5 separate regions of the Homo sapiens genome follow, and all the other regions are linked to region 1. The links are chromatin loops, found by intact Hi-C in ENCODE. Cell type or tissue: OCI-LY7. All regions are shown on one strand. Each heading gives the region's core, and the rest is flanking DNA. Links, peaks and the distances in the headings are about the cores only.

The links. Peaks named below come from ENCODE experiments on the same cell type or tissue, not always from the same donor. Only the 100,000 strongest peaks of a DNase experiment are listed, where the experiment ranks them.
Region 2: it touches region 1 in a loop (8-fold over the local background); 14 of 110 quality-filtered maps call a loop at or near these places.
Region 3: it touches region 1 in a loop (2.5-fold over the local background); 6 of 110 quality-filtered maps call a loop at or near these places.
Region 4: a loop joins it to region 1, with 2.8 times the contacts of the local background. A loop is called at or near these places in 9 of 110 quality-filtered maps.
Region 5: it touches region 1 in a loop (9-fold over the local background); 9 of 110 quality-filtered maps call a loop at or near these places.

The regions. Positions count from the first base shown.
Region 1 is chr5:119,019,007-119,025,524 of GRCh38, reverse strand. It overlaps DMXL1-DT (DMXL1 divergent transcript), which reads left to right. Exons shown (of 3, transcript NR_134250.1): 2 at 5,285-5,448. Among named protein-coding and RNA genes, the nearest start is that of DTWD2, 34 kb to the right of the region's middle. In OCI-LY7, for the core only: CTCF peaks have their summits at 3,187 and 3,411 (motif pointing left); DNase peaks (open chromatin) are centred at 1,934, 3,394 and 3,984; H3K4me3 peaks cover 778 bases; H3K27ac peaks cover 4,310 bases.
Region 2 is chr5:119,253,270-119,259,787 of GRCh38, reverse strand. No RefSeq gene overlaps it. Among named protein-coding and RNA genes, the nearest start is that of TNFAIP8, 99 kb to the left of the region's middle. RefSeq lists an enhancer at 3,480-4,036. In OCI-LY7, for the core only: CTCF peaks have their summits at 3,362 and 3,561 (motif pointing right); a DNase peak (open chromatin) is centred at 3,557.
Region 3 is chr5:119,306,779-119,313,296 of GRCh38, reverse strand. It overlaps a transcript of TNFAIP8 not described here. Among named protein-coding and RNA genes, the nearest start is that of TNFAIP8, 46 kb to the left of the region's middle. In OCI-LY7, for the core only: a CTCF peak has its summit at 2,841; DNase peaks (open chromatin) are centred at 3,846, 4,206 and 4,746; H3K4me3 peaks cover 2,882 bases; H3K27ac peaks cover 3,329 bases.
Region 4 is chr5:119,273,647-119,279,416 of GRCh38, reverse strand. It overlaps a transcript of TNFAIP8 not described here. Among named protein-coding and RNA genes, the nearest start is that of TNFAIP8, 79 kb to the left of the region's middle. RefSeq lists enhancers at 4,586-4,635, 5,058-5,557, 5,632-5,681. In OCI-LY7, for the core only: no CTCF peak of the experiment used is centred there; DNase peaks (open chromatin) are centred at 1,116, 2,236, 3,436, 4,516 and 2 weaker places; H3K4me3 peaks cover 4,731 bases; H3K27ac peaks cover 4,671 bases.
Region 5 is chr5:119,432,899-119,439,416 of GRCh38, reverse strand. No RefSeq gene overlaps it. Among named protein-coding and RNA genes, the nearest start is that of HSD17B4, 16 kb to the left of the region's middle. In OCI-LY7, for the core only: CTCF peaks have their summits at 3,570 and 3,770 (motif pointing right); a DNase peak (open chromatin) is centred at 3,776.

The DNA.
Region 1 (6,518 bases), core at 546-5,545:
GGTACTAAAACAGATATATAGACCAATGGAACAGAACAGAGGCCTCAGAAGTGACACCACACACCTACAACCATCTGGTCTTTGACAAACCTGACAAAAACAAGCAATAGGGAAAGGATTCCCTATGTAATAAATGGTATTGGGAAAACTGGCTAGCCATATGCAGAAAACAGAAACTGGACCCCTTCCTTACACCTTATACAAAAATTAACTTAAAATAGATTAAAGACTTAAAACCTAAAACCATAAAAACCCTAGAAGAAAACCTAGGCAGTACCATTCAGGACATCAGCATGGGCAAAGACTTTACGACTAAAACACCAAAAGCAATTGCAACAAAAGCCAAAATTGACAACTGGTATGTAATTAAACTAAAGAGCTTCTTCTCAGCAAGATAAACTATCACCACAGTGAACAGACAACCTACAGATTGGGAGAGCATTTTTGCAATCTATCCATCAGACAAAGATCTAATATCCAGAGTCTAAAAGGAACTTAAACAAATTTACAAGAAAAAAACAAACAATTCCATCAAAAAGTGGGCAAAGGATATGAACAGACACTTTTCAAAAGAAGACACTGTTGGTGGGAGTGTAAATTAGTTCAACCATTGTGGAAGACAGTGTGGCAATTCCTCAAAGATCTAGAACCAGAAATACCATTTGACTCAGCAATACCATTACTGAGTATATACCCAAAGGATTATAAATCATTCTACTATAAAGACACATGCACACATATGTTTATTGTAGCACTGTTCACAATAGCAAAGACTTAGAACCAACCCAAATGCCCATCAATGATAGACTGGATAAAGAAAATGGGGCACATATACACCATGGAATACTATGCAGCCATAAAAAAGAATGAGTTCATGTCCTTTGCAGGGACATGGATGAAGCTGGAAACCATCATCCTCAGCAGACTAACACAGGAACAGAAAACCAAACACCACATGTTCTCACTCATAAGTGGGAGTTGAACAATGAGAACACATGGACACAGGGAGGGGAATATCACACACCGGGGCCTGTCAGGGGGTGAGGGGAAAGGGGAGGGAGACCATTAGGAAAAATACCTAATGTATGGGGGGCTTAAAACCTAGATGACAGGTTGATAGGTGCCGCAAACCACCATGGCACATGTATACCTATGTAACAAACTTGCACGTTTAGCTCATGTATCCCAGAACTTAAAGTAAAAATAAAGTAAGCAAATAAATAAATAAGACAATTGAGTGATTCCTTTGTTAATCTCTGAGGTACCCTTTTCCTCCCAGTTCTTCCTTTTCATGTCCCTAGCCGTGTCTGGGGTGTTATGATTGAATCATTCTCTTGGAACCATTTCCTTGTTTGACACTCACCTGCCATTTGAACAACTGAAATCTAAAGTCATGTGAAACAACCTCAAATTTGCTATAGCTATTGGATTTGGCTGTTGTCCCTCACTTATGAAGGAATAGCTTTATAGCTCCTACCTGGATTCTGAGATAACGAAACCTGGATTCAAGTCCTGGCTCTGTCACTATTTTTGATGAATGATTAAAGACTTCTTGACACTAGAAGTTCTCTCTAGGTTGTTTGGATGAACTAGCTGAAGCTGGGGCCTCCTCTCCTTTTGCCAGTGAAAGTGGCTATGTCTGAAACAACTTGTCTTGGTAACTGTTGCTCCTTTTCTCCCAGTGGGCAGAGCTGTGACCAAAATCAACTTTCCATAGGAACTAATAAGCAGTGTTGCCAGATGACTGGCACCCAAATTCAGACCATTTAGTGTCCCAGACCAGACTTTATGTCCCTTGTTCATAATTCCACTTTCATCTTGCCCTATAAAGGGGAGAGGAACAGGGGTGGATTCCTCTCTTTAAGCACAGCCCTGTTATGCATCCAGCTGCACCCTGGCCCTACTTAGCTCACCTCTTTGCAAGATGCCCAGAGAATGGGGTAACCCTTCTGCCTGTGGCATACACACCCAGTGATACTGCAGATGTTTGCAAGAGCCCTTGGCTGTCAGCATGATGTTTTACTTTTGTGACCTTTAGTTTCCTCATCTGTGAAAATGGAAAACACAATACAGTCTTCCCTCATATCAGGGGAAGGATTGGTTCCAGGACTCCTTTAGATGCCAAAAGCCACTGATGCTTAAGTCCCTCATATAAAATGGCATAGTATTTGCATATAACCTATGCACATCTTCCTGTATACTTTAAATCATCTCTAGGTTACTTATAATCCATAATACAATGTAAATGCTATGTAAATAGTTGTTCTATATATATATTTTAACATTTGTATTATTTTTCATTTTAAAAACTATTTTTGATCTATGTTTGGTTGACTCTGTGGATGTGAAACTTATAGATAAGGAGGGCCAACTGTACCTCACAGGATTGTTTTCAAAGTTAAATTTATCTATTCCTCATGTGAAGTACTGTTGAGTTACCTCTTATGTAAAAGTTTGCTGCACAGATTAAAATAAATCACCTTTGAGAGAGTTGTGGTGTTATCAAAAGAGCATGGACTTGTGAGTCACATATTTGGCTTCACATACGTTCCAACTTTGTTGCTTTGAGCCCCTGTGACCTTTAGTAAGGTGTGAGCATTAAATGAAATGATATCTATAAAAGGATCAAGTACACATGTGTACATGCTCAATAAATTGTTAACTTGCTTTCCTGCTCCCCTGCCTTTCCTCCTCCCTTCCTCTTTTTTTTTTTTTTTTTTTCCCAGAGATGGGGTCTTACTTTGTGACCCAGCCTGGAGTGCAGTGGTATGATCATAGCTCACTGTAACCTTGAACTCCTGGGAACTCAGGAGCTCAAGGAATCATCCTTCCTCAGCCTCCTGAGTAGATGGGACCACACGTGTGCTCCACCATGCCTGGCTAATTAAAAAAATTCTTTTTGTAGAGTTACAGTCTTGCTTTGTTGCCCTGGCTGGTCTCGAATTCCTGGCTCCAAGCAATCCTCCCACTAGACCTCCCAAAGTGCTGGGATTATAGTTGTGAGCCACCATGCCTGGCCCCTCCCTTCCTCTTTACTTACACGCATGCTTGCTTGGTTGTTTCTTATTCTATTCTTACTTCTCCTTCAACGTTCTCCCTATCTGGACTCTTTCCTCCTCCAACTTTTCCCCTAACTGATATGCTATGTTTTCTCAAACTCAACAAATTCTCAATATGCAGTAGAGAATAAAGGATTGAATCCTTTATTCAATCCTTTAGTGAATGTGGGCCTGGGGCTGGGCGCATTTTCTGGACCTACTACATATGGAAAGGTTGGGCAATGAACATCCATCCTTGTGATAGTTGCTTAAAGTCATCAATAAGTGCAGTAATGCTTACTTCAGTAGCCATCAGATTTGTATGTTTCTGCAAATCTGGGCTGTTCTTTGCTTCCCTCTTCTGGTGAGTTTCTTTCTTTTTTTTTAGATTTCTTCAGAGAACAGCTATAATTTGGAGGGATGTAGTAAACAAGTCAGTAAGTCTAGAGTAGCATCCAATATCTTATCATCTTCCTAGCTCAATTTCTTGCAACTGAGGCAGTATTGTTATTTCACACAATGGACTTGCTGACATCAACGGAGCCAGAAAGACTAGGCAAAATTGAGACTTAGAATTAGACATTCTGTTGAGTTACTAGATAAGCAGAGCCCAGCTGAGATGGTAAGTTCTGTAGGGATAGTGGAGGGACTCTCTCCCTAAGGATCTAACTCAAATGACTTCATGTTCCAAGCAAGTAAGTAAACCAGTAAAGGGGCAGATATACAGTAGGGAGTACTGGAGGCTATGGCAAACTGGGGAACATATGTCTGGCCTAAGGACATTCAAATGTAAACATTTCAAACATTGAATGTGCCAAACCAAATATGTTAGCGGGCTAAATTTGCCCTATGCACCATCAGTTTGCAACCTCCTCAAGACTTACAGAACTTGGTCTCTAGGGAAAACAGCAACAGGTAGTAGTGGTGAGCCAGAAAAGCGGTTCCTAGCAGGAAGGTTCACACAGGTGTAACAGGATAACCTGAGCATGAGTGTTGTTATGGCATGCAATATGGGAGAAGTAAGCCGTTAGTTAACAGGGTCCCAGTTCCACAGATGAGAGTGGCAGGAGGCAGGGCTCAGTGAAGGGCTCTAAGTCCTCTGTGGTGGCAGAGGGAACAAGACAATTTCCAACCAGGAAGGCCTAGGTTATGAATATGGTAATTGTTATGGGAAATCAGAACAAGGATGCAACAAATGGCAAGATCACATATCACTTATTACTGAATCACTTGCAAATTGAATGTAAATCCCTTACAATATTTTTATTGCTTCTTAAAAACTGAGTTTTAAAATAGTTTATTATAGAACATTTAGAAAATACAAAAAAGCATAATAAAAAAATAACTTTTTGGCTGTCCTACCTGAGGAAAGGCAGCACTGTTTCCAAAGCTTGAAGCCAGGCAGGGAATCAAGAACTTCTGTCTTGGGAAGAGGACTTTGGAGTATGGGGACAGGAAACTGGACTAGGAGCCAGAAATGGGCTGGACAGCCTTTATGAATTATCTATAGCAGAGCTGATTTCAGACTATTTAAGATTATTTATCATAATTTTTTATTTGAAAATATTGTAATTAGGATGGCTGGCACGGTGGCTCATGCCTGTGATCGCAGCACTTTGGGAGGCCCAGGCAGGTGGTTCATCTGAGGTTAGGAGTTTGATACCAGCCTGGCCAACATGATGAAATTCCTGTCTCTACTAAAAATACAAAAATTAGCCGGGCATGGTGGTGGGGCCTGTAATCCCAGCTACTCAGGAGGCTGAGGCGGGAGAAGCACTTGAACCCGGGAGGTGGAGGTTGCAGTGAGCCGATCACACCACTGTACTCCAGCCTGGGTGACAGAGCAAGGCTCCTTCAAAAAAAAAAAAAAAAGAAGAAAGAAAATAAACATTGTAGTTAGGAGCCAGAATGTAAAACTTAGCTCTTATCTAGTCAGATCTTTAGTATTCATAATATACCTTCATCTTTTTAAGGAGGTATGAACTATCAGGATGTCAAATATTCATATCTTACCAAAATGCATGTCCTTAATTTCTCTTTCGGGGTTATGGACTATTCTGGATTATATACACTACTGATCTTCCACATTATGGATTATACTGTTTTAGAATAATTCTGGTTTAACTGAATATATGTATAGCGGAGTATGAATCTTTTCAATCTTCAATTATTAGTCTGTTTTATGTAATAGTTGTGGGTCACTGTGTGTGTTTTTAGTATAGGAGTAACTTTTTTTTTTTTTTAAGAGACAGAGTCTTGTTCTGTCGTGCATGCTGGCGTACAGTGCCACAATCACAGCTCACCGCAGCTTCCAACTTCTGGACTCACATGATCCTTCTGCCTCAGACTTCCAAGTACTTGGGACTACAGTCACGAATCACCACAGCCAGCTTGGAGTGACTTTCTAAGGGTAAATAACGAGTCAATTGAGACTGTAATTATATGACTTGGGGCAAAATTAACTGTGGTCAGCTGACTTGTTACCGTATTTAATTTTAATTTTGGAGCTTGTATTCAAAAGCTATTATATGAATATAAGAATAAATGATTTTTTTAACAAAAAAGAGTATTTTAGAAGAGAAACATGATATCTAGAAGAGAAACATTTCAACTTACTATTCTCTGGGCTTTTGTTAAACTACACTCACATCTCTCCTAAAATAAACAAAATCAATCATCCATCATACGCTCATATAATGGCATTTTCAGTGAATAGAGGTATTGTGCAGAACATGTCCCAAAATGTAAAATCTAAGATTTCCCATATGTGGCTGCCACAATAACTCCACTCATGCATTCTAACATCTAATAGTCTAACATTATTTCTATATTTAGTTTTTCTTTAAACTTCCTCTTTTTTTTTTTGTTTTTTTGGTAATTGCCACATCTGCTTTAGCAATTTTGTGATTTTTAAACTTCCTCCTGCAAAAAGGTTTTAAAAACATTTATGTTGCTTGTATAATATAACCATTATCTCTTTGGAAACTTGGAAAAATATAGTAAAATTAGTGGGAAATGGAATTATAAGCATTCTTTTTTTTTTCTTTTGATGGAGTCTCACTCTGTCGCCCAGGCTGGAGTGCAGTGGCACAATCTCAGTTCATTGCAACCTCCGCCTCCCGGGTTCAAGTGATTCTCCTGCCTCAGCCTCCTGAGTAGCTGGGATTACAGGTGTGCGCCAGCACACCTGACTAATTTTTGTATTTTTAGTAGAGAAGGAGTTTCGCCATGTTGGCCAGGCTTGTCTTGAACTCCAGACCTCAGGTGATCCACCTACCTCAGCTTCCCAAAGTGCTGGGATTACAGGTATGAGCCACCGCCCTTGGCCCAAGCATTCTTTCTTTTTCTTTTTCGTTTTCTTTTCTTTTCTTTTTTTTTTTTTGAGATGGAGTTTCACTCTTGATGCCCAGGCTGGAGTGCAATGGCTCACTGCAACCTCCGCCTCTGGGGTTCAAGCGATTCTCCTGCCTCAGCCTCCCG
Region 2 (6,518 bases), core at 889-5,888, 230 kb before region 1:
ATTCCTTTTAGCCTTTAGCCTGAAGAAATTCCTTTTTTAATTTTCTTTTTTAAAAAAATTGGACTCCTTAAAAAAAGGAACTCTTGGCCAGGCACGGTGGCTTACGCCTGTAATCCTAGCACTTTGGGAGGCTGAGGCAGGCAAATCAGGAGGTCAGGAGTTCGAGACCAGTGTGGCCAATATGGTGAAACCCCGTCTATACTAGAAATACAAAAATTAGCCGGGCGTGGTGACGCGTGCCTGTAGTCCCCGCTACTCAGGATGCTGAGGCAGAAGAATCGCTTGAAGACAGGAGGCAGAGTTGCAGTGAGCCAAGATCGTGCCACTGTACTTTAACATTTCCTTTTTAACTTTCATTTTAGGTTCAGGGGTACCTGTGCAGGTTTGTTATATAGGCAGACTTGTGTCACAGGAGTTTGTTGTACAGATTATTTCATCACTCAGGTACAATAGTTATTTTTTCTGCTCCTCTCCTTTTTTCCACCCTCCACCCTCAAGTAGGCCCCAGTGTCTGTTGTTCCCTTCGTTCGTGTCCACGTGTTCTCATCATTTAGCTCCCACTGATAGGTGACAGCATGCAGTATTTGGTTTTCTGTTCCTGCATTAGTTTGCTAAGAATAATGGCCTTTTCCTCCATTCATGTTCCCACAAAAGACACAATCTCATTCTTTTTTATGACTGCATGATATTCCATGGCGTATGTATACCACATTTTCTTTATCCATTCTGTCATTGATGGGCATGTAGGTTGGTTCCATGTCTTTGCTATTGTGAATAATGCTGCTGCGTGAATAATTCACATGCTGTGAATACATGTGCATGTGTCTTTATGGTAGAATGATTTACATTTCTCTGGGTATATACCCAGTAATAGGACTGCCTGGTCAAATGATAGTTCATTTTTAGCTCACTGAGGAATCGCCACACTGCTTTCCACAATGGTTGAACTAATTTACACTTCCACCAACAGTGTCTGAGTGTTCCCTTTTCTCTGCAACATTGCCAGCATGTTGTTTTTTGATTTTATTAAAAAGTCAAAAAATGATAATAGTATCCCATTGTGGTTTTGATTTGCATTTCTCAAATGATCAGTGATTTTGAGCTTTTCTCATATGCTTGTTGGCTTCATGTATGTCTTCTTTTGCAAAGTGTCTGTTCATGTCCTTTGCTCACTTTTTAATGGGGTTGTTTGTCTTTCTCTTGTAAATCTGTTGAAGTTCCTTATAGATCCTGGATATTAGACCTTTGTCAGATGCCTAGTTTGCAAATATTTTCTCCCATTCTATAGGTTGTCTGTTTGCTCTGTGGATAGTTTCTTTTGCTGTGCAGAAGCTCTTAAGTTTAATTAGATCACTGTTGTTAATACTTGCTTTTGTTGCAATTGCTTCTTGGTGTCTTTGTCATAAAATCTTTGCCCATTCCTATATCCAGGATGGTATTGCCTAGGTTGTCTTCCAGGGTTTTTATAGTTTTGATTTTTACATGTAAGTCTTTAATCCATCTTGAGTTAATTTTTGTATATGGTGTAAGGAAGGGGTCCAGCTTCAATCTTCTGCATATAGCTAGCCAGTTATCCCAGCACCATTTATTGATGGGAAGTCCTTTCCTTTCCCCTGTTCTGGTTACTGTAGCCCTGTGATATAGTTTGAAGTCAGGTAATGTGATGCCTCCAGTTTTCTTCTTTTTGATTAGGATTTCCATGGCTATTTGGGCTCTTTTTTGGTTCTACATGAATTTTAAAATAGTTTTTTTCTAGTTTTGTGAAGAATGTCATTGGTAGTTTGACAGGAATAGCATTGAATCTTTAAAAAACATCCTTTTGTATTTCTTGTAGTTCAGATGCATTGGCAACAAATTACAAATTCACTAGTTTCTTTTGTCTAAAAGGGCTTTGTTTTGCCCTCATGTTTGAAGGATATTTTTGCTGGGTATAGATTTTTTGTTTGTCTTTGTTGTTTCCTCAGCACTTTAAAGGTATTGTTCCATTGTCTTCTGACTTGCATAATTTCTGAGAAAAGACTGGTTTATATTGTTTTTCGTTGCCTAATATATTGCTTTCTCTGGCTACATTTATCATTTCCTCATTATCACTGATTTTCAGCAATGCCATTATGAGGTATCATGGCGGTATGTATGTGTGTTAATCCAGTTATGGAGGCCAGGCACGGTGGCTCACACCTGTAATCTCAGCACTTTGGGAGGCTGAGGTGGGCAGATCGCTTGAGCTCAAGAGTTCGAGATCAACCTGGGCAACTGGCGAGAACCCATTTCTACTAAAAATACAAAAAAAAAAAAAAAAATAGCCAGGCGTGGTGGTGTGTGCCTGTAGTGCCAGCTACTCAGGAGGCTGAGGTGGGAGGATCACTTGAGCCTGGGAGATGGAGGCTGCAGTGAGCTGAGATCATGCCACTGCACTCCAGCCTGGGCAATAGAGCCAGACCTTGTCTCAACTATGGGTTTTTGAGTTTCCTGTATCTTCAGGTTTATAGTTTTCATCAAGTTTGGAAAATTTTAAAGCTATTTTTTAAAGTATTTTTTCTTCCTCTTATTTTCATTCTCCTGGGACTCTAAGTAGATGTATCATACCACTTGGTATTATAGCATCATTAATTAATCAGTGTTCCTTGCTCTCTTGTATTTTTTCTAATTTTTTTTTATTATGTTTGCTTTCTCTTGAATAGCTTCACTTGCCATGTCTTTAAATTCTCTGATCTTCTCTTCAAAAGTGTTTTAGAATTAAGCCCATCCAGTGAATTACTTCAGATATTGTATTTTTCATCTCTAAAAGTTCAACATAGTTCTACCATCTGCTTTCATTACATTAATGTTTTTCCTCAGATCTTGTGCATACTTACAATAGCTGTTTTACAGCCCTTTTCTATTAATTCCATTATGTGTCATTTCTGAGTCTTTTTTCTTTTATGCTTTTATTGTTTTTAATTGACACAATTATACATACTGATTTTTCCCCTCATATCTTGTGTCATTTTTTTTATTTCCTTAAGTTGGACTTCACATTTCTCTGGTGACTCCTTGATTAGCTTAATAATTGACCTTCTGAATTCTTTTTCTGGCAATTCAGGGATTTCGTCTTGGTTTGGATCCATTGCTGGTGAGCTAGTGTGATTTTTGGGGGGTGTTGACGAAACTTAATTTGTCACATTACAATTGTTTTTCTGTTTCCTTCTCATTTGGGTAGGCTATGTCAGAGGGAAAATCTGGGGCTCAAGGCTGCCATTCAGGTTCTTTTGTCCCATGAGGTGCTCCCTTGATGTAGTACTCTCCCCCTTTTCCTAGGGATGTGGCTTCCTGAGAGCCAAATTGTAGTAATTGTTATTTCTCTTCTGGATCTAGCCACTCAGCAGGGCTGCCAGGCTCTGGGCTGCTACTGGGGGGTGTCTGCACAGAGTCCTGTGATGTGAATCATCTTCAGGTCTGTCAGCCATGGATACCAGTACCTGCTTTTGTAGAGGTGGCAGATGAGTGAAATGGACTCTGAGTGTCTTTAGTTGTAGTTGTTTAATGCACTAGTTTTCTGCTGGTTGACCTCTTACCAGGAGGTGGTGCTATCTATCAAAAGAGCATCAGCTGTGGTAGTATGGAGGAGGATCAGCCAGTGGGCAGGGCCCTGGAACTCCCAAGAGAATATGACCTTTGTCTTTAGCTACCAGGTTGGGTAGGGAAGGACCATCAGGTAAGGGCAGGGTTAGGCGTGTCTGAGTTCAGACTCTCCTTGGGCGGGGCTTGCTGTGGTGGCTGTTGGGGATGGGGGTGTGGCTCCCAGGTCAATGGAGTTATGTTCCCAGGAGGATTATGGCTGTCTCTGCTGTGTCATGCAGGTTGTCAGGGAAGTGTGGGAAAGCTGGCAGTTACAGGCCTCACCCAGCTCCCATGTAATTGAAAAGGCTGATCTCACTCTCACCATGCCCCCCAACCAACAGCACCTAGTTGGTTTCCAGGCAGTGGGCAAGCAGGGCTGAGAACTTGCCCCAGGCTACCAGCCTCCTGGCTGAGGAAGCAAGCAGGGCTTTCACTCCTCCCCGCCTATCGGTCTGCACACTGGATTCACACCATCCCCAGAGTTCTGGCCAGGAGACTTTGTGTTTAGTTGGAATTGTTACAAAGTTCAGCTGGAGGTTTCTTTCTCCCTGTGGTCTTTTCCCTGTTCCTCTGGCGTACCTCCCCAAGGATCCCTGAGAGAAAAGTCAGAAATGGCTTTCGTGGGGACCCAGAGAGCCCACAGGGCTTTTCCCACTGCTTCCTCTACCCATGTAATTTGCTTGGCTTTCTAAATTGTCTCAGCTCCTGGTAAGTCAAATCCTTCTCCTATGACCTGAACCTTCAGGTTCCCCAGTGAGGGTATGTGTTCAGGGGCAGATGATCCCTCTTTCCCACTTTCACAGTTTGGGCACTCACAGTATTTGGGCTATCTCCTGGGTCCTGCAGGAGCAATCCACTTCCTTCAAAGGGTCTGTGGATTCGCTCATCTTTCCTGGTATATTCCTGCAGTAGTTCTTGGAGCAAGAGTTCACAATGTGTCTCCACCCAATGCTCTGTATGAGTGGGAGCTGTGATTTAGTCCTGCCTCCTATCCGTTTTTGTTTTGTTTTGTTTTGTTTTTTGGTGTCCAAAGTATTGATGGGAGTTGCTACCATCCTCATTCCTACCTCCTTATTGAAAGGAGAAGTTCCTCCTGGTTTTCAGCTAATCCTAGTTGGGGAATGGGGTGGTAGAGGCCCAATGTTTTCTTCTGTTTTCTAGGTGGCCATCTGTTTCTGTTCCCATCCAGATTTATGTTACTCCTCTGAGACACTTTGGAACTCTCCGTTTTATTTTTGTTTGTTGTTTTTAAAATGTTGTGTTTTCTTTTGAGACAGGATCTCACTGTTGTCCAGGCTGGAGTACAGTGGTGCAATCATAGCTCACTGTGATACACCTCAAACTCCTGGGCAATACTCCTATCTCAGCCTCCCTAGTAGCTAGGACTACAGGAATGCACCACCCACATCCAGCTAATTTTTAAGTAATTTTTTGTAGAGATGGAGTCTTGCTATGTTGCCTAGGCTGGTCTCAAACTCCTGGCTTCAAGGGATCCTTTCACTTCATCTTCCCAAAGTAGTGGGATTACAGACATGAGCCACCATGCCCAGATTAAATTGTAGTTTTCATCGTTTTGGTTGTCATTGTGAGAGAGACAAGTGCCAGAACTTCTAGTCTGCCATGTTTTCTGCTTTTTTTTTTTTTTTTTTTTGAGACGGAGTCTTGCTCTGTCTCCCAGGCTGGAGTGCAGTGGCGTGATCTCTGCTCACTGCAAACTCTGCCTCCCAGGTTCCTGCCATTCTCCTGCCTCAGCCTCCCGAGTAGCTGGGACTACAGGCGCCTGCCACTGTGCCCAGCTAATTTTTTTGTATTTTTTAGTAGAGACGGGGTTTCACCGTGTTAGCCAGGATGGTCTCGATCTCCTGACCTTGTGATCCACCCGCCTTGGCCTCCCAAAGTGCTGGGATTACAGGCGTGAGCCACTGCACCCGGCCCATGTTTTCTGTTTCTATTGACTGATATTTCTCTCGTATGAGTCACATTTTTCAGCTTCTGTTCCTGTCTGGTAATTTTTGATGGGGTGCTGACATTGTCCCAAGCAATTTCAAAGAACAGCAGGGAAAATTCCATTCAGCTTCAAGGCCTGAGAATAACCCTGTGATTCAAAGCTCTGCTCTCTGGGCTTGCAACTCCTGGCTCTGCACCCAGAGTTCTGCCTTCCCATAAACATTGCATATTTTTCTGTGTTCTATATCTATTATTTTCTCTACAACAATTTTTTACTTCATTTTTTGGCTCATTTAATTTCTATTCTCTCTGTTACATGTGTGCTTTCAGTCATATCTCTTCTCCCTTGGGCCATCTCTAATTTAGCCTTGATTTATGAGATAATTTTGCTGTTTTCATTCCTGAGTAAATGCAGGTCCTGTAAATGCAGCCTGGGCAAGAGTGAGACCCTGTCGATCAATTAGTAAGTTAGACTATTTTGAATTACTGCTTTCCTCTGTTTCATGAAATTATTGAGGGTGGTTTATATTTTTATGTTTGAGACTGTCTCACTCTATCACCCAGGCTGGAGTGCAGTGGCACAATCATGGCTCACTGCAGCCTTGGTCTCCTCAGGCTCAGGTAATCCTTTCATCTCAGCCTCCTGAGTAGCTGGGACTACAGGAACGTGACACCATGCATGACTAATTTTTCTATTTTTTTTTTCTTTTGTAGAAGGGGTTTCACCATGTTTCCCAGACTGGTCTTGAACTCCTGGACTCAAGCAATCCTCCCACTTTGACCTCTCAAAGTGCTGGGATTACAGACATGAGCCACCCCTCCTCCCCTGCTTTTTTTGAGACATGGTCTCACTTTGGACCCAGACTGAAGTAGTGGTATGATCACTACTCACTGCAGCCTCAACCTCCCCAGCTCAGACAATCCTCCTGCCTCAAGTAGCTGGGACCACAAGAATGTGCTACCATGCCCGG
Region 3 (6,518 bases), core at 775-5,774, 290 kb before region 1:
GTGGCAGATTTCAAAAAGTGGGCTTTTAAAATAAGCAGAAGAATTTTCTTTGGAGCTGTTAAGTAGTCTTGAACTCAAATATAGATTCTTGGCTTTGAACTAATTATCTATAACAAAAATGACAAATACGAAGCTGACCACTCTTACCCAATTGTTCTGGAAATTTCTGAAGCACTGTCAACCATTTTCACTGCATATAATATCTTCTCAGTGTAATTCTTCCCCATCTTCATTGAGGTTCTTTTAATATAATTTAACCCTTCTTAATATTAAGCCAAGTAAGGATTATAATAATAATCAAAACAAGTATTTGTCCCGGTTTTTATTAGATAGCCTATTTTCCCAAGTACAGATTATCCTAGTGAACTTCATTTTCCCTTTTAAAAATGTACATTCTATTCAGAATCTACAGAACTTTTAATTACCACATTTGCCTATTCTGCATGATCTGAGAGCTAACCTCTGCCCTTTGGTATTCTTTCACTGTAGTTACCCAACATTTTCCTTCTGAATGTAGATCTTCATATTCTTTTTTTTTTTTTTTTTTTTTTGTATTTTTTGCAGGGACAGGGTTTCACCATATTGCTCAGGGTAGTCTCGAACTCCTGAGCTCAAGGGATCCACCCTGCCTTGGCCTCCCAGTGTGCTGGGATTTCACACGTGAGCCACCGAGCCCAGCTACATTCTTATTTCCTAAACTTTACAAGTTCACACTCTTCCCTTTAAACAAATGTGCCCCCTCTGGCGGTGTCATTTGAGTCCCGGTGTATGTCATTAAGCCTCTTAACCTCAACCACTACTTCCCACTGAAATAACTCTATTTTCTTTTTTTCTAATGAAAAAGTAAGACATGTTCTATGTAAAAATTAAAATATGGTGAGCACTTACCACTTACTATGAGCCAGGCATTGAACTAAGTATTTTTTAATCTTATTTTCATCCTCGTGATATGAGGTCAGTGCTTTGATGAGTTCCATTTTACGTAAGAAAGTAGTTAAGCAAATTGCCAAGTTACAATAGCAGAAAGAGCAGAGTCAGAATTTGAATCCAGCTCTGTTTCCAAACTCTGGCTCAAACTGCTGTGTCAAACCAGACTCCTCCCCAATCCATTCCCAGCTAGAATCCCAGATAATAATTTGGTTATTTTTTTTCCCAAAGTTTTAAATACCAAATAAGCATGCCTATCCTTTGCCCTACCACCTTCTTTCTTACTTAAACAGGACCATATTATATACATTAGTTTAAAAGTTAATACTATAGTGTATCTTTCATAGTCAATATATAAAGCTCTTTTTTCTTTCTGTCATGGTTCCACACTAGTCCATCCTGTGGTAGTACTGCAACAAAGTTAACCTTAGTTAAACTAGGTTTGGTTAAATTTGATGAACATTTAGGCTGTTAAGCACCACAGGTCTATGGATACTTTCATTCCTCTGCTTAACACTCAAACTCTATAAACCAGAGCTTTGTCCCTCCTTCACGGGTGAACACCCACAATGTCCCTTCATCAGCACTTCCTAATAATTTTACTCTGCTCTTGCTAATCACCTTATTTGCCCGTTCCATTGATATGAGTTCATTCACTGATTTTTTTTTTTTTTTTTTTTTGAGACGGAGTCTCACTCTGTCACCCAGGCTGGAGTGCAGTGGCGCAATTTTGGCTCACTGCAACCTCCACCTTCTGGGTTCAAGTGATTCTCCTGCCTCAGCCTCCCAAGTAGCTGGGACCACAGGTGCGCCACCACACCCAGTTAATTTTTTGTATTTTTAGTAGAGACGGGGTTTCACCATGTTAGCCAGGATGGTCTCAATCTCCTGACCTTGTGATCCACCTGCCTTGGCCTCCCAAAGTGCTGAGATTACAGGTGTGAGCCACCACGCCCAGCCCATTCATTGGGTTTTTAATATTTATTTGACTGTTCAAAATTCACAGTGCCATTTCAACCTTTTGTTTCCTTTAAAATGAACACCAAGGCCGGGCACAGTAACTCATGCCTGTAATCTCAGCACTTTGGGAGGCCAAGGCAGGAAGATCACTTGAGCCCAAGGGTTCAAGACCAGCTTGGGCATCATAGCAAGACCCCATGTCTATGAAAAATTTTAAAAATTAGCCAGGTGTGGTGATGTGTACCTATAGTCCCAACTACACTGGGGGCTGAAGTGGGAGGATCGCTCAAGGCCAGGAGGTTGAGGCTGCAGTGAGGTATAATCATGCCATTGCACTCCAGCCTAGGCAACAGAGCAAGACCTTGTCTCAAAAAATAAAACAAAACAAAACAAACAAAAAACAGATAAAATGAACACCAAAACAAAGCTAGGAATATTTAAGGCTTTGGAGTATAATGCTTTTGTTTGAAAACTCTTAAGTAGGTTTTAAGAGTATGGGGAAGGAGAAGGGGACCAGACAGGGGAGAGAAGGGCCAACCCCTGCTCTCAGAGAAATGTATTGATTGATTGATTGATTGATTGATTGGTGGAGTCTCGATCTGTCACCCAAGCTGGAGTGCAGTGGCGCAATCTCCACTCACTGTAACCTCCGCCTCCCCAGTTCAAGCAATTCTCCCGCCTCAGCCTCTCAAGTAACTGGGATTACAGGCACGTGCCACCACACCCAGCTAATTCTTAGTAGAGACAGGGTTTTACCATATTAGCCAGGATGGTGTCAAACTCCTGACCTCAAGTGATCTACCTGCCTCGGCCTCCCAAAGTGCTGGGATTACAGGTGTGAGCCACCGCACCTGGCCTCAAAGCATTTTAATAAGCCTTCAGGACTAGGCTTTGGCCCAGACCAGGTTTCGCTCTCTCTCCTCTCAAAGTTTTCTGAGATCTTCTTCCTTGTCCCTACCGTGAGAGGTGCCCTGTAGTCCTCCAGTGGGCGCTGCCTTGGCCTACAGCCTTTGGCCTTCTCCAGCGAAGTATCCCTGCTGGGGTAACTGTCCTAGGAGAAGTTCAATTTCTGGGAATTAGCACAGAATTCCCTCCACTCAGGGCTCTCCCAGGACGACCTTACCATGTTTCTAGCCTCAGCCCAGTGTCTACCAGCCGTAGTACCTCATCTTGTGGAGGGAGTCCAGGGAGCGAAAGAGTGACATCTGTTTCCTAACCTCTACATCAGCAAATGCATCTGAGTTCTGACAGATACAATTAGCCTCAATGTAGCTGATTTCCACAGCTCTAAAAACCATCTCCTTGGGGAAGAAAACCTCTCCCCATAAAAGAAATCAAAGATGGACAGAAGAAGGGAAAAGAACAGCCACTTTTTGAGATCCTACTAAGTGACAATGTGCCAGATGTTTTATTCAGGTCATCCCAGTTGGCCCTCCACAGTCCTGTGTGTCTGGTTTTATTTCTTCCCATTTTCAGTGGGAAAACAGTGGCTTAAAGAAGCAAATGACTTGACTAGCCAAAGCCTCACGCTTGGGAAGCATTAGAGCTGAAATTCAGGTAATGGTCCGCCCCAGACTTCTTGAGCCCGCATGTTAAATGCCAATAAGACAAGAGCAGAATTTTCCAACCTGAGGCCCACAGACTCCCTAGCAGCCCCTAGATGGGCTTTGGGGTTATCAGAATGTCCTGAGACTGGGGTGATGTGTCTTTTGTGAGTGGGGAGTCACTCTGAATGCTCCCACATTGCCTCCCCTGCTCCTCCCATAGTCTGAACACCGATGCTTCGATCACGTGCAGAACTACCCACCCTGCTCTTCTGCCATTTCCTCTATTGTTATCTTTTCATTATAGTCTTGAGAGCCATCTTCTTGCCATCTTATTTAAACAACTGTTGAAAGGGAATCCCTTTTGGAGAATGTGCTGGAGCGAGCCACAGCTGCCCCTGTGGCAGCTGCCCCTGTGACAAGCATCACCACCCTCAAGCTTTCATCAGATTCTCAAAAGGGTCCAGAAACCAAAAAAGGATTGAAATCTAGTCAGGAACACTTCTACAGTCTTTTTTTCCTTTAACAAATAAAAACTAAAAATGCTGCTGAAAGTATGGTAAGTGTCTTCCAAAGGTGTCCATTCAGAGATGCAGAGGCACCCACAGAAAAGCCCTCAAGTGACCACATTTCATCTTGGCACAATAAAATTATTATTTGTCACTGAAGGTGAGAAAGTAGAATACCAATGCATGTTGCAGAGGCTTTTAACACAGAGGAAGGAAGTTGTGGTTTGAGTAGAGGAGGAAACTGCAGTAAAGGTCTTTGATCTTTGTATTTCACAAAAAGCAACTGAAAATGTAAATAACTGTCTCCTTCAATGCCACTTGACAGTTAACAAGAAACAGTTTAGCAATTTTATCACATACATGCACAACTGCTTTTGCCTTTTTACCAGGCTATGATAGATAACTGGAGAGAGCATGAGTCAAATGGAGCAACAAGGAGCACGCTGGCTCAGATGCTCTTCCAGTGCAATATCAGAATGGTCTTTTTTTTTTTTTTTTTTTTGAGATGGAGTCTCACTCTGCAACCCAGGCTGGAGTGCAGTGGCACAATCTTGGCTCACTCTGCCACCTGGGTTCAAAAGATTCTCCTGCCTCAGCCTCCCGAGTAGCTGGGATTACAGGCACCTGCCACTGCACCTGGCTAATTTTTGTAGTTTTAGTAGAGATGGGGTTTCACCGTCCTGAAAGGCTGGTCTTCAACTCCTGACCTCGTGATCTACCCGCCTCGGCCTCCCAAAGTGGTGGATTACAGGCATGAGCCACTGTGCCCAGCCTAGAATGGTCTTAAGAAAGACCAAAAAAGCTTATACAGTCAAGACCATTTATTAAGTGCCAACTGTTTAAGACCTCCTCCCAAGGCCAACCCTGATGCAATGGAAACCTTTCAGTGCCAAGAGGCAGGAAGGCACAGCCTACATGATGCACTGCACACACAGCTGGGAAACCAAAAAAAAAAAAAAAAAAAGGTGGGAAACGTAGAAGAGAGAAAAATATAGATTTCAAAGCTAATTAAACAGAAAGAGAGAAACAGATGTGAGGGACAAAACTTGCCAACACCAAGCCCTTGGGAAATGATACAGATTCCCCTAGGAGAGTTCACAGGCGGCAGACTTCTGGAAAACCTGCAGGAAAGAGGGAATGCTGTCATTTGCAAGAACGCTATCAGTTCACAACTAGTGTGCCTTCCTGTAATATTTATCTAATAATATTATTTTAATATCAATTATCAGTTGGGCAAGAGGTGCAAAATGCCACATGTTGCACCACAAGAAGTTTGCTCATCTGTAAATTACAGGGGTTAGAATAAACTTCTAACTTCTCTAAGTAACATGATATTAGTATTTTTCAAGGTGCTGTTTGTGATTTGATTTTTCCTTGCAATGAGGCTCTTTAGCAAATGAAGGCTGGCTTTTAAATCACATGTGCAGACTCCAAAGGACAGTACTAGCTACTGATAAACATGGGGTGTCTGCAAAACTCTGGCTTGTTTCCAAGATTGCTCCAATGGGAAAACAATTAAAACTACATTCTCACTATTAAATTAGAATAATTTCCAAATAAATCTTGAAGGACATATACATATATACACACAGTCTTACTAAAATACACTTGCATTTCCATGATTCTAAAATACCATTGGTTGTAAGATGCACAATTTAACGCAGAATTTTTTGGGGAAAAGACTGTAGTATTATCTGTGCACCTGCATTATACAACATATCTCCAATTGAGAATTGTTAAAAAATGAAAAATATGCACCTTAGAATTGAAACACGATGGTATGAATGGATACATAGAGATGCTTAACTATATGCATCTATCCATCTTTCCAGAAATTTTTCTCTACAAGGAACCTTGGCAGAAGCTGCTCATTTGTGTGTTTGGTTCTTTCTAACACTGAAAAACACAGAAGCTAGCAAAAGATTTTTTTAAGTTGTACAAAAAAAGTACTGTATGTACACCTTCTGACTCAGCAATTACACTTCCAGAAACTTATAAATATAATTGCTTGTATGTAATGACATATAAACGTGGTTGTTTATTGCAGCATTATTTATAACATAAAAATCAGTAAAGAACAAGAATGTTCAACAATAAGCGAATTCTTAAACCATAGTATATTTGTGGACTTGGAATACAGAATACATATCTTAATATGGATTTAGAATATGGAATACTACGAAAGAAAAAGAATGAAGTAGATTTCTCTCCTTCCTAATATGAACTGATGTTCAAAGTATTTAATGTGGAAAAAAGGCGAGTCCCAAAGAGTAATTTTCTGTATGTCATCAACTATAAAATGTACATCATTTCATATTTTAACATATTTGAAATTGGGCTGTACCAATCAATAGCATCTTAAGAGTCCACAAAAAACAGTAGTTTGATCCTATTTGTACATATATGTATGAAACGTGCATGCCTTAATATGCATAGGAAATTTCTGGGAAGCTACTTTTAACTGTAAAGTAGAAAAAGAGAAAGATGTCTTATTTGTTTTATTTTACTTTACCCTATAGCCTTTATTTAAGTATGAGGTGTTTCCTTGAATACATATTACTTCTGAAACAAACCAACC
Region 4 (5,770 bases), core at 771-5,770, 250 kb before region 1:
TCTACTATTAAAAACAACAAAATGTGAAGAATGAAACATGGAGACAAGCTTTGTAGCAGAACCAGACTGGTTGGAGAGGCAACAGCCTTTGAGAGTTCACAGAAAAAGAGGGTGTTTGTGGCAGTATTATTGAAGAGTAACACCCTGTAGCACAAGTATGGGAGGGCAGCTGAGCCACCAGAGTGTAAATCCCAGCGTGGCCAGGCATTCACAGCATGTTACTTAACCTCCTTAAGCCTCAATTCCTTATCTGCAAACAAGGCTTAACAATAGTATCTTTCTCATAGATTCCTCCTGAAGATGAAATTAAATAATGTGTATAAAGCACTCAGCACAGTGCCTGCTGGCCCACCCTACGTACTCAACAAGTGTTTGCCATGATTACTGGGATGGTAAACATTTCTGGAAAATTAAGGAATTCTCTATATGATGGATACCTTTCTGGCTGGAATGTAGGATGCTTTCCCCAAAGTAAGTAGTGCTATTTTATAAACCCATGACCTTTAACATCAAAAAATCACTGCTTCAAGATACTTCCAGTCAGTTTTAAAATGAAAAAGAATAAGAAAAAGTCACTGCTAGTAGTAATTATGTATATGTGATTTTCAACACCTTCCATATTATTATTTGGTTTTCTCCTCCCAACTACCATCATGGGTGGTTAGTTTTAACTCCAATGAAACCTGGGATTATTAGTATCAGGAATACTGATGGCTGTAACTGGCCTTTAGGGAATGGGAGCCCAGGGTTAGTACAGATGCTTCTTGTCCACCCTGTAACCATGCCCCTCCCCTTCCCCTATGGGCACAGCCAACCTCCCACAATAGAGGTTCTCCCTCAATGCCCAATACTCACTTTCACAGCTTCCCTTAAGGCTGTGACTCAGTTCTGGCCAATGAGGCTTAAAGAGGCTCCAGGAAAGATTTTACTCCCGGATGAAAAGGGATAGACACTACTAGAGAAGCAATTTATTGCTGCCCTCTGTGTCCACCCTTCACACACACACACACACACACACACACACACACACACACACACACTCTCTCTCTCTCTCTCTCTCTCTCCCCCTTCCTGTCTTAAAAAGAGGTTGGCAGGAACCTGTGATACCTGTTGCTGAGAAAGCTATTTCCGCCCACAAAGAGGCAAGTCTGCAGATAAAAATGTAACATGCTAAGGATGAGAATAGATAGAACTGGTCCCTGATGACACTGTTTAGCCAAGGATCCAATCCTGAATCTACCCAATCCCAGACTGCCCTTCATATAAGACAATTTAATGTCTTTACTATTCAAATCACTGTTCATTGGCATTTGCTTAATTGCAGTCTAAAACATCCCGATTGTTATGATCTGAATTGTGTCCCTCCTGCTATGGTCTGAAGGTGTATCTCCCCTCAAAATTCATATGTTGAAACCTAAACCCCAAGGTGGTGGTATTAAGAGGTGGTTAGAAGTGATTAAGTCATAAGGGCTCCACCCTTATGAGTGGATTAGTGCTTTTACAAAAGATGTTGAAAGGTGTACCCCAGTGCCTTTTGCCCCTCCACCTCCCATCTCATCTACCATGTGAGGACACAGCAAGAAAGCACCCTCTTGGAAGCCCAGAGCTGCCCTCACCAGACACTGAATCTGTGGGTGCCCTGATCTTGAATTCCCAGCCCCCAGAACTGTGGAAAATAAATTTCTGTTCTTTACAAATTACCCAGTCTCAGATATTTTGTTACAGCAGTACAAACAGACTAAGAAACACCAAAAAGTTCATATGCTGAAGACTTAACTCCCAATATCTCAGAAAGCAACTGCATTTGGAAACAGAATGTTTAAAGAGGTGACTCAGTTAAAATTAGTCTTAAGGTGGTCCCCAATCCAATTTGATTGGTATCCTTATAAGAGGAGAGCTGGACACACAGACGCCAAGTGTGCGCACAAACAACAAGCTGAGAGGATCTGTGGCCAGTAGACGTGAGCTATAATATTAAAAATTTTTATTCTTCAGGCTGAAGGACAAAAAAAAAATCCCTGATGGAAACTTGTGTCTACACTAAAAAATCAAAAGCCCCACACACAGTAAATGCGTATTTTTCTCCTGTTTTAATTTCTTCAAAAGATCATTGTTTAAAGAAAAAAGTAACTATAATTTGTAGGGATTATACATAGATACAGAAATAAACCATATGACAATCACAACACAAACGGTGTGGTCTCCTCAGTAGTCCCCCGTATCTATGGTCTCGGTTTCCACAGTTGCAGTGTGACCACAGACCATGCAGTCTGAAAACAGGTGAGTGCAGTATACAAGATATTTTGAGAGAAAGTGAAGACAGAAAGATCATTTTTATATAAATCTTATTACAATATATTGTTATAATTGTTCTATTTTATTATTCGGTATTATGGTTAATCTCTTACTGTGCTTAAATTATAAATTAAATTTTATCATAGGTACATATGTATAGGAAAAAATATAGCTTATATAGGGTTCAGTACTATGTGCAGTTTCAGGCATAGACTGCAGGTCCTGAAAAGATCCTCCCTGTGTAAAGGAGGACAACTAATATCCTTTATAAAGGCGATTGTTATAGACTGAAATGTACCACCCAAATTCATATACTGAAACCCTGATCTCTAGTATGGCTGTGTTTGGAGACAGGCTTTAATAAACAATTAAGGTTAAATAAGATCATAAGGGTGGGACCCTAATCTAATATGACTGGCACTCTATGAAGAGGGAGAGACACCAGGGTTGTGCACAGAGAAATGTTCTTGTGAGAATACAGCAGAAATGTGGCCATCTGAAAGGCAAGGAGGGAGGCCTCAGGGAAATCAAACCTGTTGACGTCTTGATCTTGAACTTCCAGTCTCCAGAACTGTGAGAATATAAATTTCTGTTGTTTAAGCCACCAGTCTGTGGTATTTTGTTATGGCAGCCCTTAAAAACTAATACACTTATATAGAACACTATCATCACTAAAGGCAACCATAAAAAAAACAGAACTTACAGGCCAGGTGCGGTGGCTCAAGCCTGTAATCCCAACACTTTGGGAGGCCAAGGCAGGTGGATCACTTGAGGTCAGGAGTTCGAGACCAGCCTGGCCAACATGGTGAAACCCTGTCTCTACTAAAAATACAAAAATTAGCCAGATGTGGTGGTGTTTGCCTGTAATCCCAGCTACTCGGGAGGCTGAGGTAGGAGCTTCGCTTGAACCCGGGAGTTAGAGGTTGCAGTGAGCCAAGTTTGCACCACTGCACTTCAGCCTGGGAGACAGAGCAAGACTCCAACTCAAAAAAAAGAAAAAAAAAAAAACAGAACTTAACGAAAGACTGATTAAAGCGTAAAATTCAGTGTGGATATGCTTGTTGGGCTTGGGTGGTTAATCCTCTGCCCCTGCCACCTGTCTCCGCAAGTCACTGCCCAACCTCCTCTATCTGCCTCATTTCCCTAATGGTAAGGCTGAAAGGCCCTGGTGTGCTCAACTCCAGGGCAGCAAACCTGGGGGATGGCTGACTACAGAGGAAGGCAGAGGCCAGACCTGAATTAGTCAGTTTCATAACCTGTTATTCTCTGTTCAAATATTTAAATCTAGAGGGGAAAAAAAAAGCTGTCAATCTACTAAAATTAATACTATGTTATGATCAGTAGCAAACCTTTATTATTCTAATTTCCATGGCCCCTATTAGAATGATAAATTAAAAACTGACTAAAATTCAGAAAAAGGGAAGTCTCAAGTACTGGCAAAACCCAAAATGCAAAAGAAGCAGGAGGAAGTTACAGAACATGGCTTCAAAGAAAAAAATGGTCTGTTTTTCATTTTCTCATTTTCTACCATTACAAAATGAGAGGGACACTCTGAGAACAGAATAGATTCCTGGAGGTACCAGGACCTCAGGACAGGAAACAGGCCTGGGTTAGGGGAAACGGTCCGCTTGGCAACTCCGAGTCCTGAGTTGGGCCCGTGCTCTTCCAAACATGCGCCGCTGTTGAAATAAGGATGCCCATCCCAGTTCAGTATCTACAAACCACCTGAGTTATCCTTAAGTCAGCTGGCATACTGGATTTATGATGTCAGCATTGTTGGTGACTCAAGTCTAGATTTTCAACTAATGAACACTGGGCAGACTCTCCAATGTCTCTGTTTCATGGCCTTCAATTTCTGGATCTATTTGTGGGACACCACTAATTGTTTTGGTTGTTATTTTTTGTTCTTGACCTGGTTGCTTGTTAATATTTTTCCACCCAGTGAAGACCTATAAAAACAACTTTGTTATTTCTTAAGATGGGTACATAGGTGTTCATTTTATATGTTGTGTTTATTTTATATGTTGTGTTCATTTTAATCTTCTTTAAACTTTAAAGCCACTCTGTACTTTCAAGAGCTCTTTCCACTGCCAAAAAAAAAAAAAAAATTAAAAAAAAATCCCTACAGCTAGCTGCTGCCTGAATAAGCTTCTTTCTAGAACAAGACAGGAAAATGAGTCACATAAGTCTCCCAGGCTAGGGGTTCTCAATTTGCATCAAGCTTCACTGGTGATTCTGACTTAACAGTCAGGTTCACAGGAATAGTCCCAGATGAGCCCTAAAATACAGCACATTGGATAAGTTCAAAGTTTCATTTGGTGTATCACTTTTGTAGCTGCCCAGATAATGATGTTCTCAAACTACCCTACCTGGGCAGAGCTTCCCTGCCAGGGAGGTGATAAGCACCACAGGTACACAGGGCAGGGAATCCTTGCTTCCTCAGGAGGCTCCCTATTTACACAGGGTCTCTTACCTTGAAAAGTAATAGCAGCCTGTTCCTTCAGGCACTATCAGTCATTCCAGGTCATAAAAGCAAAGGAGCAAAGTGGCTACGTGTGTGCAAACAGAGGTCATCACCGGATGTTGGGAAGGCCTGAGTTCACTCACCTCTTCCAGGTATACCTCATGAGTCACTAGCAGCCTAATTCTGCCTCAAGGCAAAAGGAATTCCATCACTAAGTGAGGACTGCTCTGCCCTTCAAGTGTAGCAAAACAGTATTTAACCAAACACCTGCCATTTTCCAGAAAACAATCTCAACCCTTTAAAGAGTGAAGAAGGAAAAATAAAAGAGTAGTTTCCTGACCACAGAATGATGGAATGAGGTACTGGACTTACTTCCCAAAGATTTACGTGACCAAAGTTTGTTCTGAAACTTGCACTGTTGCCAACACTGTCCATGCATTTTTTTCTCAGAAGACTGGCATTTTTTTTCGTGTCTGCATGTGTGTGAGGGTCTGAACACAGTCAGAAGAGAGCTCAGGACAGGAAAGACGAGTGTAGTTAGGTCTACATAGCACACACCACAATCTCTGTCTCCCCTATTTTTGTTGACAGCCATGTTGTAAAACCAAACAAACAAACAAACAAAAAACCTCATTTTGTTAAACAAATGATAAATAAGAGTAATAAATAAGAGTTAGGAATGAGGAAGGCTTGAGCTAAATGAATTTGGGTTGAAGGAGTAAGAGCCAGGCTTAGAGAGGGTATTGACAGAGTGAGCTGTTGCTTACTTTTTGGCTCCTTTAAAATATCCAAGAGTCTACTGTGTGCCTTGCTGAGTACTGTGTTCCCAAAAGACCTTGCCCCGGTGCCTAATCCTGCAGATGCGGTCCCTGCCCTGGGCCTCCCGGACCTCACGCAACTTCCCCTGAAGACATGCCAGCCCGATTCCCTTTGCAACACCAAGGGCAGCTGTCTGTCTTAAATAATCTGGTTTCATTCACTACCTGTTTTAAACATGGGAGTTGTGAAAGG
Region 5 (6,518 bases), core at 685-5,684, 410 kb before region 1:
ACAGTTTGTCCCAGCTTCCCTTGGCTAAGAAAGGGAAATCCCCCTACCCATCACACTTTCCGGGTGAGGCAATGCCCTGCCCTGCTTCAGCTCGCCCTCTGTGGGCTGCACCAACTGTCCAGCCAGTCCCAGTGAGATTAACCAGGTACCTCAATTGGAAATGCAGAAATCACCCATCTTCTGCATCAGTCACGCTGGGCACTGCAGACCGAAGCTGTTCCGATTCAGCCATCTTGGAACAGATCTCTCTACCACGTAACTTTCTTTTTACATAAATTCTCCCCCCCGTTTTTTTTTCCCAAAGATGATAACCATTCTTTTCCAAAGCAAACTTCCTTCATGTCTGTGGACTAGACTGCCTAAGGCCACAAGATTAAAAGTTAGGAGAATACAGGTTACACTGCTAACTTTTAGCAAACTTTACCTTTATTGAAAACCTTGTAAGTTTGGGACTTCAATTATCCTTTGCTACTAATAACACTTTGTTTAGTTTAAATTAACTTAGAATTGGTATAGATGACCCCTTCCTGATTCTGTAAGTACTTTAAGGCTTATCTGAGTGCAAACAGCTTACCAACTATTAGGCAATTTTCCCAACCCTTCTTCTACAAAAGTTTCCCTATCACTTACTGAATACCCACTGTGGTTTTTTCCCTCAGTCACCCGGGAGGAACCATCTATCATCCTGTCCTGAAGGGAGTTCCTTCTATGTCTGGTCTGATCTTTGTATGGTAATTAATTATGATTTAGATCCCCTGTTAGGAAACCTGCTGGGTTAAGGGAATTATCAGTGGTTAATGTTAAATCATCTTTTTCTAACAGAATAGCCCCATACCTTAAGATTTTTGAGTTAGTAAGCCACCTTTTCGCTTTTTTGACTTAGGATAGTTCTGAACTGGTGAGGTGTGCTCACATTGAGGTTTCCTCTAAAAGTTATTTTTCTACTTTCTTCCTTTAGCAAAGCAGTTGCTGCTACAGAGTGAATGCATTTGGGCCATCCACGGGTTACTGAGTTAAGGGTTTTTGATAGGAAGGCTATGGGTTGTTAGTGGCCTCAGTGCTTTCAGGCTATGCCCTTGTTTACGCTGACAACAAGCTGGTATTGGAGTGTTATAGGGTCATGGAGAGGACCTTTAATTATCAATTATAGGTCTTAAATTCACCCTAGCTTTTAAAGGACAAGGGTACACTGTTTTCTCTTTACTACTTCTATCTCTCTCTTTCTCTCTTTGACTCTCTGTCTCTTTCTCTCTCTTTGTCTCTGTGTCTCTTTCTCTCTGCCTCTCTCTTTCTCTCTCTCTCTCTTTGACTCTCTGTCTCTTTCTCTCTCTTTGTCTCTGTGTCTCTTTCTCTCTGCCTCTCTCTTTCTCTCTCTCTCTCTTTGACTCTCTGTCTTTTTATCTCTTTCTGTCTCTCTCTGACTCCCTCTTTGACTCTCTGTATCTTTCTCTCTCTCTGCCTCTCTCTTTCTCTCTCTTCTTTGACTCTCTGTCTCTTTCACTCTTTCTCTCTCTCTCTGACTCCCTCTTTGACCTCTGTATCTTTCTCTCTCTCTCTCTTTGACTCTCTGTCTCTTTCTCTCTGACTTCCTCTCCCAATTTCTCTTTCCTCTCTGCTGGTCTTTCCCTGCCTCTGCCAGCTGCTTATGCTGCTGTTCTCCCCTGTCCTTCCCCCTTCCCTGGGGGGGACTGGCAGGAGTGGAGCTACTCTTTCTTCCCCTGAGAAGAAAGGAAAGGGGAGTTCTGAATATTTTTCTTACTACTGGAGGTTTGTGTGAGGTTCAACCCCCTGAAATATGTGGAAAGCTCAACCCCTCAAACCAGGGATGTCTTGCCTTGCCTGTCATGGAATGCTCAACCCCTCAAACCAAGGGGTGTCTTGCCTTTCCTGCCCCAGAAGTCTCAACCCCTCAAACCAGGGATGTCTTGCCTTGCCTGTCCCGGAAGTCTCAACCCCTCAAACCAGGGAGTGTCTTGCCTTGCCTGTCCCAGAAGGCTCAACCCCTCAAACCAGGGGGTGTCTTTCTTTGCCTGCCCTGGGAAGTGGCCCTGTTTCCTCCCTTTCCCCCTCTGAAGGTCCCTTGCACGCTTCCCACTCGTGATATTGGGAGAAATTCAGCCAGATATTGGGCAAAATTCACCCCCGATATTTCACGTAAGTTCTTTTCTATTTTCCCTAAGTGTCAGCCGGTCTGAGAAATAAAGGGACAGAGTACAAAAGAGAGAAATTTTAAACCTGGGTGTCCAGGGGAGACATCACATGTCAACAGGTTCCATGATGCCCCCTGAGCCTTAAAACCAGCAAGTTTTTATTAGTGATTTTCAAAAGAGGAGGGAGTGTACGAATAGGGTGTGGGTCACAGAGATCATGTGCTTCATGAGGTAATAGAATATCCCAAGGGAAATGGAGGCAGGGCGAGATCACAGGACCACAGGACCGGGACAAAATTAAAATTGCTAATGAAGTTTCGGGTACGCATTGTCATTGATAACATCTTATCAGGAGACAGGGTTTGAAAGCAGAAAACTGGTCTGACCAAAACTTATTAGGCGGGAATTTCCTAGTCCTAATAAGCCTAGGAGCACTACGGGATACTGGGGCTTTTTTCATCCCTACCGCTTCGACCATAAAAGACGGCTGAAGTGGCCATTTTAGATGCCTACCCTCAGGGACACATTCTCTTTCTCAGGGATGTTCTTTGCTGAGGAAAAGAATTCAGCAATATTTCTCCCATTTGCTTTTGAAAGAAGAGAAATATGGCTCTGTTCCACCTGGCTCACCAGCAGTCAGAGTTTAAGGTTATCTCTCTTGTTCCCTGAATGTTGTTGTTATCCTGTTCTTTTTTCAAGGTGTCCAGATTTCATATTGTTCAAACACATGTGCTCTACAAACAATTTGTGCAGTTAATGCAATCATCACAGGGTCCTGAGGCAACATACCTCCTCCTCAGCTTACAAAGATGATGGGATTAAGAGATTAAAGTAAAGACAGACATAGGAAATCACAAGGGTATTGATTGGGGAAGTGATAAGTGTCCATGAAATCTTCACAGTTTATGTTTGGAGATTGCAGTAAAGACAGGCGTAAGAAGTTATAAAAGTATTAATCTGGGGAACTAATAAATGTCCATGAAATCTTCACAATTTATGTTCTTCTGCCATGGCTTCAGCCAGTCCCTCTGTTTGGGGTCCCTGACTTCCCACAACACCAGGGATGCCTTGCCTTGCCTGTCCCAGAAGGTTCTACCCCTCAAACCAGGGGGTGTCTTGCCTTGCCTGCCCTGGGAGGTGGACCTGTGTCCTCCCTTTCCCCCTCTGAAGGTCCCTTGCACACTTCCCACTCGTGTTGTCCTCTCTGGTCACTCCCCCAAGGGAGAATTAGGCCCCTCTTAGAGTTGGCATGCCAGTATAAATCCCACAGCATGATCTGCCCTAAGCCATATGAGGTAGCCACAGAACCGCAGAGAGGACCCCCTTACTCCAGCAGTAGGACTTGTCACCATCCACACAAACAACACTGCAAGCAGGGTTGTTTGTGCTCATTCATGCACACACACATTCAGCCCTCCAGAATTTGACCACCAAGGAAGTATTTTACTGGCTCTCATGGCTTCTCCTTCCTTGGTCTGTGCACAGAGCCGTCACCACAGTATGTGAGGATCCTTTGCCCCAGGTTGCCGGCTGGTTTCTTTCCGCATTGCTGAGAGTGCAGGTTACTTCTCCAACTGGGTAGTTCCTGATTTCTCACTCCTGAGGCCGCCACAAGGGGGCGGGGCATGCCTCCTCACAAGAGAAAACCAGAGACCACTCAGGTGTCTGTAGCAAGAAAAATCTCTCTGTAACACAAGCCTAAAATTTCAAAAAGCACATCCTTCCATTGACAGCTCATCCCTAAACTAGCACCTTGCTCTCTTAGCCATTTGTCCACATCTACCTTAGGTTTGACCGCTGAATTCTGATGCTCACTAAAACTCATAGAGACAAGCTCTGAGAGCACAGGAGCCAAAGATAAGAAAGCTCTTGTGATAAGAGGTGCAGTCTACCAAGGGCACGTCCTTGGGCCAGGACCTCAACCAACTCAGTGCAGCCTCCTACTATGGGATGAAATGCCTAGAGGTGAGGCCCAATTCTCGGTCCCAAGCCACCCTGCCAGCACCTGACACACCTCTCTGCCCTTGGCGCATCTACTCCTGCTACTGTGCCTGGTTTAAACAAAGGACAAGCTTCTTTGCTTTCGGGTCACAAGAAAGCCCCTGGACATTTCGAATGCAAGCATAGACCAAGGTGTAAAAGTAAGCCTCCAGCACGGCCACTTGGTAATCCACAATTCAAGGGTAAACCTGTACTGCAACTCCTTAAACTTTGGTCTTCACACTCCTGTACCCTGCAGGAGAAGCTGATGCAGCTACAGAAACAGAGAATAACCAAACTTCTTCAAACAGATCCACTGAGGAAGCCTATTGAGCTGTGCATTCACTCCTTCACTAGCTCCACCTTGGAGCAAGTTCCCAGATCACCATGGCTGGATATCTGTTTCAATATTCCATTGTAATCTCTCTTGTTTAGCCCAATAAGCTTGCTCTTCTGTTTAATTTTTTAAGCCTAAAAAAATAAAAATAAAGAGGCAGAGCACATTACTCTTGTTTCTAGTGAAAGGTGTCCAGGTCCTTTGTGTCTTGAACAAAGCATTGGACAAAACACACAAAGCAAGGAAAGAATGAAGCAACAAAAGCAGAGATTTACTGAAAATGAAAGTATACTTCACAGGGTGGGAGCAGACCCGAGCATAGAGCCTTCAAGAGCTCCATTACAGAATTGTCTGGGGTTCAAATACCCTCTAGAGGTTTCCATTGGTTACCTGGTGTACGTGCTATGTAAATGAAGAAGATGAAGTAAAGCTACAAGAACATTTACTTGGTTTGCTTCCTATGTAAACAGAGAGGATCTTTCCTGTCATAGCTGAAGTGTTTCCATTTGATTTAGTTCTAGGAAATCAGCATGAATTCCCTGCCTGCAGACCCTATTCTCCTGTCTCACTCTTACTTTCAGAAATGTAAGTGCATAATTAACTCACTTGGCCAGGTGCAGTGGTTCATTCCTGTAATCCCAGCACTTTGGGAGGTCGATGTGGGTGGATCACAAGGTCAGGAGCTCAAGACCAGCCTGGCCAATAAGGTGAAACCCCGTCTCTACTAAAAATTCAAAAAAATTAGCCAGACTTGGTGGCATATGCCTGTAATCCCGGCTACTCAGGAGGCTGAGGCAGGAGAATTGCTTGAATCTGGGAGGTGGAGGTTGCAGTGAGCTGAGATCATGCCACTGCACTCCAGCGTGGGTGACAGAGTGAGACTCTATCTCAAAAAAAAGAAAAATAATTAACTCACTTATAACCTAAAAGGAAGTGCATTCACCCACAGGCCCACAATATGAGAGAGAATTAAGCCTCTCTCAGCCATTGCTGGGAAGGCAATAGTCCACTCCCTAGACTCAAAACTGGATATTGGCTAGTCCTAGACCAGAGTCAATGGGGATAGGTAAATGCTAATGCCTACTACAGTAAGTACCCAAATAAATGACTCGAATGTGAATGAGAGGCAATACAGATTAGAAATTACAGTCATCAAAGTACAATGACATATGTAATTTAGCACACTACAAAAGAATGTTGCTATAGAAGTGTAGATTATTTTCTCTAATGGTCTTACCTTGCTCTCAAATCCTCTTTCTTGTGGAAGCAGAGGCAGAAATAGAGTCTTAAAGTTGCCAGTTAAAAGTGACTCTGTTTAGAGTAAATGTTGTCTTTCTGTATTTCTTTCTTCTCTCTCGTCTAAATGTCACTGGAGCAGGTGATTTTTTGTCTGTTTGTTTGTTTGTTTTGTTTTTTTTGAGACAGAGTCTCACCCTGTTGCCCAGCCTGGAGTGCAGTGGTGCAATCTCAGCTCACTGCAACTTCCACCTCCCGGGTTGAAGCATTTCTCCTGCCTCAGCCTCCTGAGTAACTGGGATTACAGGCACATGCCACCATGCCCAGCTAATTTTTGTATTTTTTTAGTAGAGACAGGTTTCACCATGTTGGCCAGGCTGGTCTCAAACTCCTGACCTTGTAATCCACCCACCTCGGCCTCCCAAAGTGCTGGGATTGAGAGGTGAAGCCAGCTGGGCTTCTGGGTTGGGTGGGGACTTGGAGAACTTTTGTGTCTAGCTAAAGGATTGTAAATGCATCAATCAGCACTCTGTAAAAATGCACCAATCAGCACTCTGTAAAATGGACCAATCAGCGCTCTGTGTCTAGCTAAAGGATTCTAAATGCACCAATCAGCACTCTGTAAAAACGCACCAATCAGCACTCTGTGTCTAGCTAAAGGATTGTAAATGCACCAATCAGCACCCTGTAAAAATGCACCAATCAGCACTCTGTGTCTAGCTAAAAGATTGTAAATGCACCAATCAGCACTCTGTAAAAACGCACCAGTCAGTGCTCTGGGTCTAGCTAAAGGATTGTAAGCGCAGCAATCAGCA